2 separate regions of the Homo sapiens genome follow, and region 1 is linked to region 2. A link is a loop called in an ENCODE intact Hi-C map of the cell type or tissue named here. Cell type or tissue: ascending aorta. All regions are shown on one strand.

The links. Hi-C counts contacts between places; a loop is a spot of excess contacts. Peaks named below come from ENCODE experiments on the same cell type or tissue, not always from the same donor. Only the 100,000 strongest peaks of a DNase experiment are listed, where the experiment ranks them.
Region 1: it touches region 2 in a loop (2.9-fold over the local background); 40 of 110 quality-filtered maps call a loop at or near these places.

Annotation. Positions count from the first base shown.
Region 1 is chr3:17,030,179-17,035,178 of GRCh38, forward strand. The region is part of intron 3 of PLCL2 (phospholipase C like 2); the gene reads left to right. Among named protein-coding and RNA genes, the nearest start is that of PLCL2-AS1, 22 kb to the right of the region's middle. In ascending aorta, a CTCF peak has its summit at 2,440; no DNase peak of the experiment used is centred here.
Region 2 is chr3:17,231,005-17,236,004 of GRCh38, forward strand. It overlaps TBC1D5 (TBC1 domain family member 5), which reads right to left. Exons shown (of 23, transcript NM_001349074.2): 18 at 2,681-2,746. Among named protein-coding and RNA genes, the nearest start is that of PLCL2-AS1, 180 kb to the left of the region's middle. RefSeq lists enhancers at 933-1,227, 1,602-1,671, 2,671-2,740. In ascending aorta, a CTCF peak has its summit at 2,554; no DNase peak of the experiment used is centred here.

The DNA of each region.
Region 1 (5,000 bases), 200 kb before region 2:
AACCTCCTAAAGTGCTGGGATTACAGGTGTGAGCCACTGTGCCCAGCCCAAACCTATTTTTTAAACTCTACAATGGGCATTAGATCACAACCTCAAAGGATTATAAGACTATGTACCTGTAAATAGCCTAGAACATAATAAATACTCAATAAATCATTGTCATTATGATTGTCATTATTAGTTTTCAAAGGCTGGTTGCATATAGCTCCTGAAGCTTGAAGACCTTTGTGTGAGTTTATTTTAACATCACTCCATATTCCAGAGCAGCATTTGTCATGCCCCACTTTGTTATTTATACAGAGCATGATTACTCCATTTCATAAAGTCAGGTTTAAAGTTCAAAATGAAAAGCAAAAGGTAAGTTCTCCCATCATCTTGCTAAGCAAGTTGTCTCTCTGCTCTGAAAGGGGAAGATACCAGAACATGTGAGTTATGTGGTCAACATCAGGAAGAACGCCACACCTGGGTTTATACAGTAAATACTCTAGTAGCTGCTCAGATGCATTCTTCCAGCTCTGTTATTCCTGGAGAACTGTGGACACTCTGCTGTGTTTAAAAAAAGTATTGCTTTTCATTACAGAGAAGTCTTCAATTGCTTTCCTCTTTCAACGAACGTCTATACTTAGTTATCACAGACTTGAGAGAAACTAATGATACTTTACAGTAAGACTATGATTAAATTACCTTCTGTTAATTAGGAGTTTCTAAATCACCTTCATCCCCTTGGAGAAAAGACTTGATGTAAATAGGCAGTAATAAAAGTGGTACTATGTTTAATTCAAATTGTATCCTTTTAAATTTAATTAATTTAGTAATAGTTTTAAATGAGCATGTCAGAACTAAAGGGTCCTTAGTGACTTGAAAGAGTTAACGTAGCATCCAGAAGTTCCTAATGTACTCTTCAGAAGTAGCTTGCTCACTGAATAATTGGGTTTAACCAGCTCAAGTTCCCCTGTCCTCCCACGGGAATGATTCAGAGCAGGTTTTGAACCATTCTCATCAGTTTTTTGGAGACACTACCCTCCATTCAGGATGTAGCGTCTGAACTCACTATCTTTAATGTTTCCAAGACCAAGGGAGAGACAGTGAGGCCATAGGCCCTCTTTCCAGGCACTTACTAGAGAGTAAGCCAGCAAAGTGGCTGTGGACTACATCCTCACTGGACTGCACCTGGCTGCTCACAGTACCTGTTGAAAGTTCCTTCTAAGTTGCTAAATCCCTTCACCTACCCACATCCCTTCCTCCTTTCATGTCTGCAGAGAATACTTGAGCACAAGGCACACATAAATTTCATGCTGTCTGGGATGGGATAAGGATGTCGTGTAAACATATCATTAATGTAGCTTAGAAAAGCTGAAAAGTGGCTGGGAGAGGATGGGGTTTGTGTATGTGTACATCCTTGAGGTGACCATGGTGCAAAGCAATTTATCATGTGCTGTAAAGTAGATTGTTTAATGTGAGACTATTGTATAAGGTTTCCCACAGTAATCATGTACAAAATGATGTATAGCATACCAAGTTCTCCCCTAACAAGACTTCTGGTCATGTAAGGTTGATAATAAACTAGAGAAGTAAAAGGATTATTATCATTTAAATGCATGTGCATGCTCTTCATATAGAAAAGCATAGCATAATAAATTACCACATAAACTGGCAGAAATTATTATATAGCTTTTCTGGATAGTTTTATAATTGCAGCAGAGTTCCTTTGCAGGGTAGTTTAGGTTCTGTTTTGTTGCTCAATTTTCACCTTTTTTTTTTTTTTTTTTTTGCTTTTCCTATGAATATCAAATTGTTCAGGACCAGAAACTACAAGATCAAATTCAAAACTCCTTCCATTTTTTGAAATTCTGTTTATTTCGTGAAATAAGATTAAATAACTTATATTTCTTAACTTAAAGTTTTGGTTAAAAACTAAAATTTGAGGTTTAGAAATTTTAAATATTTTCCAAAAATTTAGAGTAGGATAAGTATTTAACGTATATTCATTGACTTCATAACCAATCTTTTGGTACAACTGGAACCCCTCCAGCGACCTTTTCAAACTATTGCCTCTGGTCTATTTAAATGTATTGGGGACCACATGGAGACTTCTGGAAATGCTAAATCTCAATCTAGAAATAGTAGTGAATGCCTTTTAAATCTAAGTTTGGTTGTGACTTTATGGCTCACTCACTTGTCTGCATAAAAATAAAAATTTCTTACCTGGTTTAAAAGCACAGTTTTTGGTGACATAAACCACCCTAGTGCATTCATTGTTTTGATTCCCCTAAGCTCTGCCTCTGTGATTTTGTCGATTTTTTTTCTTTTAATCCTGTAGATGTGCTTTTTTATTTTTTGCCCACTATCCTCTTTGTGCTGTTTTTCCTTATCTTTGCTCCTTTTTCCTCTCCTCCCAGCCTAACAAATGTGTATTACTAAGGACTTCTAGTGGCTAATGTGGGAAGTGCCTCTCAGAAATACCCACAACTGTAAACAGTAGGTCCATGCAGTGCGCATTGGACACACAGCACCTGTGGAAAGTAGGAACCAAAGGCAATAAACTGGTTCTTTTGACTACATGATACTATTTATTTCATGAATGTTATGCTGTATCCAAATGGTTATTGAGTGAATGCAGGAGACACCCATATTACACTTGTATATGATAAGCATATGCCTGTATCTTATGTTTGTATGGTGATTACATTCAGAAACTGCACTTAAAGTTTAACCTGTGAAATATGGCCCGCTTCTAAGTGTGTGAATATGATTATATATTAATTTAGGCTGAGAAGTGATAGAGACATTGATTGTGTTAGAGGAGGCTTTTTATAATTTGAAAATTCAACTAGCTACCTACAGATAAGATGGGATGTTATTTTATAGGATTTTATCTGAAATGTAGTACATAAGAGGTTCAGACCGTATCAGGGTTTAGATAAAAGTTATGTAACAGGAAAGACACATTGATCCCTTAGGTACTACCCTAGCTCTGAAGTGAGCTTTATGAAAAGTTAGAGTATATTGGAAAAAGTTGAGAATAGCTAGCTTCCTACATGTGGACCCTGGGTCACTCTTAATTCATAATTCATTCCAGATTTATATAGCATTTGGCATCTGTTCTCTGGCAAGAAATGATCATTAAAATAGTTGAATACAGTGTTCAGGCAGACTTATATGACGCCAAAACCATGCTTTGAACGTGGCAGAAACTGAGAATTTAACTTAGACTTCAAATAAAATTCCATAGAAGAATTTTGTAAACAAATTTTTTGGAAATATTTTGAAGTATTCTCCCTTCTATAGTAAGTTCTACTACAAATACTTGTTTTGAAAATTCAAACTTGCTTGAATGCAGTTTATATGTTAGGTAACAATTTGAGCATACCAAAAATTTTGCATTTGCGTGTGCACAAGTTTGTGTGAACTGAAATTACACACACACCCCTCAAACATCCACCATATTCTTCAATTCACAAAATGTGTTATGAGCTACACCCTCTACATCTTGTGTTACAATTTTCCGTTAGATTTCAGATCACCCTCCTTCCACCACTTCACAGTGACTCACAAGCTGCAACTCCTCCAACACCCACTTCCACCAGCAACCTTCAGGTCTTTTTCAAGGTTAAGTGCCATGTTTATTGTAGTATTTTTTCATTCTTTAACCATTTAACATATGCAGAACTGTGATATTGTTTTTATTTGATGTCTTTTTTTATGTGTCACTGCAAAATTTTTTAGTGTTGTGCCCCTAACCCACTTTCCTTATAAGCCCTGTGGTTTTTATTGCACAATTTTGTATAGTGAGGTGAGTTTTAGGATTGCAGAACTGTCATACTGCAGTTACAGCCGATCCTTGAATAATGTCATTTTGTTCAGCATCATTTCATTATAACACTGAAGAGGAAAAAATAATTGATTCCCAGCTGGGGCCACTTGTATGGAGTTTGCAGGTTCTCCCCACATCTGTGTAGGTTTCCTCCAGGTACACCAGGTACACCAGTTTCCTCCCACATAGCAAAGATGTGAGCTTCAGATGAGTTGGACAATCTTCAGGGTTTCAGTGTGAGTGAGTGTGGATGTGTGTGTGAGTGTGCCCTGCGATGGGATGGCATCCTGTCCAGGGTGGGTTCCCCCTTTTACCCTGACCTGCTGGGATAGGCTCTGGCCACCTTTGATAAGTGGATTGGAATAAGTGGGTTGGAAAATGAATAAATAAATGAATGAATGAATATAAGTTATTGGGAAATAAAAAAAATTATCAGGTATTTGACATTCATCCAAATGCACGGCAATATTTGTTAACTGTTTTTGAGCTGTGTGGTAGTAGGAGGTTCCTCTGAAAATTTTCATTTTGCAAACATTTGTTGATTTAATACACCACCACTATGACTACTGTCACGAATTCACCACAAATTGAGTAAATAATGATCTTACTTGTTTTCATTAATCTTTCTTAAATGTATGTATAGTTCACATTTATTTCAGCATTTAAAATTAGAAGTGTTTTGATCTTTATTGAGAAGTTTGATGACGTTTTTGTGACCAGAAATACGCTGTGGAAACTTAACCCTTGTTTATATCAGTTAGCCTAGGGTAAAATTGGTTTCATTGTACCTTGTTCACTGAAAGTCGCAGTTTCCAAGAAGCTGTCCATGTTAAGAGAAGACTTACTGTATATTCTCCACAGTTACTCAAGATCACCAAATGACCAGATCCGCAGCTTCCAATACTGTGGACTCACTCTCCCAGCACCTCTCTCTGTACACGCCTGTAAATGTTTAGCATCCTTGTTCTTTTCCTGCCCTCGGACCACTCTTGCACCTGTCATACTAGTTATTATTCTCTCTGCTTATTCCAGTGATTCTGGAGCATCATGCAACATTCATTCATCTTTAAAATTTCTCCCTCAGAAATGTAGACATTCTTTCATCTCAGCCACTACCTCTGTGGAGAAAATTTTCAATTATCCAGTGCCAGAAGCAAGCTGTCACATAATTTCCGGTTGTACTCGA
Region 2 (5,000 bases):
GTCTGTACATGTTCAGTAGAGACTCATTTTTTTTCTGAATATTTTTGACCTGTAGTTGGCTGAATCCAGAGATGTGAAACCCATGGATACAGGGGGCTGACTGTACTTCTGTTGTTACAAATTCCAGATTCTCTTTAAAAATAACATATGTCTTGTGTGTGTACCTGTGTTTAAAGCTTTTTGATTTGTGAATAAATTCATAAATATCTCTTGACAAAGGTTTCCGGGGGTAAGTATGCAATTTCTAAAACTAATTTTGAAGAACCTCACTGAGTTAAGTCTTTGATAAACAAAGTCTGCTGTGGCTTTTTTTTGGTGTGTGATTGCAACCTACACTGCAAGATATAAAATGAAATTTTTGAATAATTCTCTAAAAATTACTTATTGATCTAAATTATGGAATCTCACCTTATATTCAGGTTTTTTCTTAAAAATAAAAGCCCATATAACTGCTGTGTTAAAAGTCAAAGATACAGACATAAAATTTCATTAAAAAAAGACTATCTATAATCAAGGAATCATCAAAAGTATTGATACTTACTTTATTTCTTGAAATTTACTTCATTGCTTTGAAAAAAGACACTTGGGAAAATCTAAGTAGTTTAATTCCTTGACACTGATTATATTAAGCATAGATAGAATTTTTTTTTCTGCTACCACTATTTTGGTTTACTTCTACTTCCCCTTGCTTCTTGGTACTCTTCAGGGAATATGTTGAGGAAGACAAAAAGTGACTTCCCCAAATCAGGTAGGTGTACTCTCATTGTCTATCATTGTCAAAATCATCACCACAGACTAAAAGCTGTTTATTTGTGATTCACATCTATTAAAGTAGCTGGAACTTTCCTTATCAGACTGATACAATCTCTGCTAGGGTATGGGAGGCAGAGGTGATTCTGAATAGGGTATCTAGTAAAAGAGCTGGTTCCCGACTATGTAGGCTTAACTGGGTCACCTAAAGCAAAGGTAATGCCCAACCAACCAGGTAAAGCTGTAAGGAAAGCCAAGGGACCAGTGAAAACAGAGCTTGACACAGCAGCAGGCACTCAATAAATACTTGTTGAATAAACAAATGAGATAATTCTACTTATATAACACGAGGTATTTGAACAAAACAATATAACCTCCCTCTTTGAAGTTCTAGTTAAACAGTTACGTTACTCCTGTGGCTCTGGTTTGTAGGAAAAAAACTGGATTTATTAATAGCATAGAAGCAGAAGTCAGAATAAGCAAGCCAACTCTTAGCTTTTCTTTCCATAGGTATAAATTGGGCTCCATATCCTATGTCTTGCAGAGAAGCCAAAGATCTACTCTGTAGCAATTAATGTTGGGACAACAACACACATGTTAAAAAGTTGTCTGTGGGGCTCAGAATTTAATTTTAGAAAACAAATTTAAGTCTTGTAAATTCTCTCCATATCAGATGATCACATTAACATTCATCTCAGTGCAAAGCTAAAGAGAAATCATGTAGACATTATCTGCCTTTCCTCTTGTCCATGCTATTATACCCTTCTATTATGTAGATCATTTAACAGACAGCAAGAGTGAACAGCTCTTCATGGAATCCCTGAGCTAGAAAAGCCCTTGAAGTTCATCTGGTTCAATTACCAGAATACCTCCAGAAACTATACCTGTGAGACACAGAACTATATATAGAAGTGAAAGCTTACTCCTCTATTGCCACAATGTGGTGGGTTTTTGTTTTTTAAGTTAACCCAATACATCAATCTCTTAATCACAACCCATTCTTTTCTGTTCCACCCCCCCTAAAAAAATGGATAATATGAGGACATATCATTATTAAAACAGTATTTTAATACTACTAGCATCACTATATTATGTGGTATTTTAAATTAAGAAAAACATGGTATGGATTTTAATTAATACTGCTATCATTTTAGTCTGAATTTGAATAGAAGATTCTTAAAGTTACTCTAGGCTTCCATTTAACACAGAAATCCTCTCTATCGCATATTTCATCTAAAAGACTGCATAATAAAAGATTAATGCAGCCACTTTAAGTATTTATATGTTTTAAAATTGCATAGGAGGTAGATGATCACTTTTTGTATTTATTTAAAAACTATATTTTCTATATTTTGAACAAATGGATATGATATTTAAACATTCTTTTTTTAAAACCATTGCCAGTTACCATAAATGAAGATTTGCTACACTGTACTTTAATTGTGTTAACATAATGCGTAATTCAAAGGCAATACTTAAAAACATTTCAAAATCAGGTTGTAATTATTTCAGGCAAAATGTAAGTATTTCTGGCTAATCGTAGCACATAAGATGTCTATTTTCAGAACTAATTGGTCAAATACTGTCACAGAGCACCAGTGTAACAAAAAGAACACCTCAGTGTGAGCTGGCACACAAAGTATACTATGTTATAATAACCACAAAATACAGGGTGAATCATATTTTGCAAAGAGGCTTGTGCACACCTAATAGAAAACCCACATCACAGCCATATTCGGCATCACCAAGGTATGACATGAGAGGGGACTTTTGTTCTTAACAATAGTGCCACTCAGTGGCTGAACAATGGTAGTGAATTGAAAACAGTATGAATGGAGGGTGGGCAAAAAGAAAAATGGAGTTTTGGAGTAGGCAATGATAATACTGTAGGCAAAGAAAAAGAAACACTATGTTGTTATGGTAACTGTACCTTGGAGGTCAGTTAGAGTCTGGACAGGAACAGAAACCTGAGCATCGCTTCCTGTAACTACATCGCCTGGATTTCATAAGAAAAAATAATTAGATTTCATAAAAAGGAAATAATCAACTTCACTTTTCTTTTATACTGAATGTTCTAATACTTTAATCAAATTACTAAAAATATAGTACAAAAGAAAATAATGCACAAGCTTAGAAAAATATAAAATATTTTCAAAGAAAATAATCTTTAAGAGCATGTTTTCTAGAAATGTTTTGTGTTTGTTTTTCTTAAAGAAAACACAAACAAGTTTCAACTAGAGTATAGGAAACTTCAGCAATCAAAAGATTTTGCTGAGCATATTTCATGATGCTACAAATATTAGTGTGATTTTATATTTTCCCTTTCATCCAAAAGTAAGTTATATGTCATTTATTTAAAAATAGGCATTCTTTTGAAATTGATTTCCTCCTATATCAGACAAAATTTATTTTTAACTAACTTGAAACCAACTTCTTCAGTGATAAGATAAAGTCCTCAATAAGTTCTAATTTCACATTAAGTAATGAAAAGATTTAAGTTACCACATGTACTTATAAATGTCAACATGTAAAAATAAACCTGTGAACTGCATACCCTTCACTTGATATACTTATTGTAGGCAAGATTTCATTTACAAATTGGACTTATAGTAAGTGCTTAAAATAATGACATGTTCAAATTAAAAAAGCAATTTAAAATATAGACAAAGGAAACAGGAAAAAAAAAAAACCAAGTGCATTTTAAGAACATAAGAAAGGAAAAGGAGCATAACAGGAAATCTCATGAAGAACCTGAGGTGCACTAACATTTGGAAGGAAGACTTTTTGGTTCTTTGATTTCCTTCCTGGATGACAAAGTTCAACACTAAGCACAGTCACTGTCAACAGAATCATTCTCTGGATATATCACCATCTGAAGGCCTATGCTATTTTCAGACTAACAGGCTAAAGAAAAAAGCATTTTAAAAAAGCATCATATTTTCTATGCATGATCATTTATGATTAATTGACTTGTTTCCCCTTGAGCTTTTATATAATATATACAGTAGTAAAAAAAATCAACTTTTGAGTTAAATGACATATCCTCAGTGTTCTGACCACTATGACTTACAGCATGGCCAGCTAATCCGGAAACTGTTAAGTTGTAATTATACCATCATCATCAATTAACAGTACACACATTTAGTCTCCTATAATTGAAATAAAATCTATAAATAGGAACATACCACAAACAAGTGATAAACAGCTTTTAGTGGAAATGGGCCCCAGATTTTCATAGTATATGTACTCTAAATTCACTGATAATGGCGTGCCTACTTTCTGTATCTTTGAAGGAGATTTTCAATTCTGTGCCTGCTACCTGTTTTACTCTGCTGCTTCTAGATCACTTATTAATGTATAGAGACTGACAACTCATTTTAACATTAAATATCACCAAAACAATTACAGGGAACATCTGGGCTGCTCCTTCACTATCCTACCCCAACACAAAGACAAACTACAGAATGTACTTCAAGCAACACATGTGAGTTTGGATTACAAACACAACTGTCCCCCTATCTAAGCATACAAGCACAAGTAATTGAAAGTTAACTGATTATGAAAACCATAAACAGTTTCATCTTTATAAACAACCATTTTTCAACATAACTTTCAAATTTTCCAGCAGAGTACACTAAAAAGACTATTACATTATCTTTCCTCAAAGGCACTAAGTAGATGACTCTGTTCTGAGAGAGAAATCACTTCACAACACAAGCCTCCTGACAGGCTGAATATTGTGTTCACTGATCTATGGGACCAGGTGATATGCTTGCAGCTTTCAGTGTGACAGCACAGCAGGATACATGTGGGAAATACCAGCATAAAGAACCAATGTTGGAGAAGTATTTTTCACTGTAGAGTTAATACATATTCTACCAAAACAACCATAGATTTTTAGAGGTGGGAGACTCTCCAGGGATTAGCCCAAATCTCTTATTTCAGGGTGAGGAAAGAAGAGGGTCAGAGAGCTTCAGGGTGTTGCTTAGGGCTCATCAATGGATGAATAGAGAAGAGCAGCAAACTACACTATCTTCTATCGTCTACTTCCACAAACCGTTCTCTTTGCCTTTTGTTTTATCCATACCTTTGTGAGGGAAGGAGCATTAGCAGGAACATTTATCATTAATCTGAAGGTAAACAAATTTTTGTTTTTTTTTTTTGGTAGATTGACATGAGAAGAACAAAACACAAGTACAAATATAGAAGGGTTGCCAAACAAGGCTACTTCCTTTCAGCACAGGGATCAG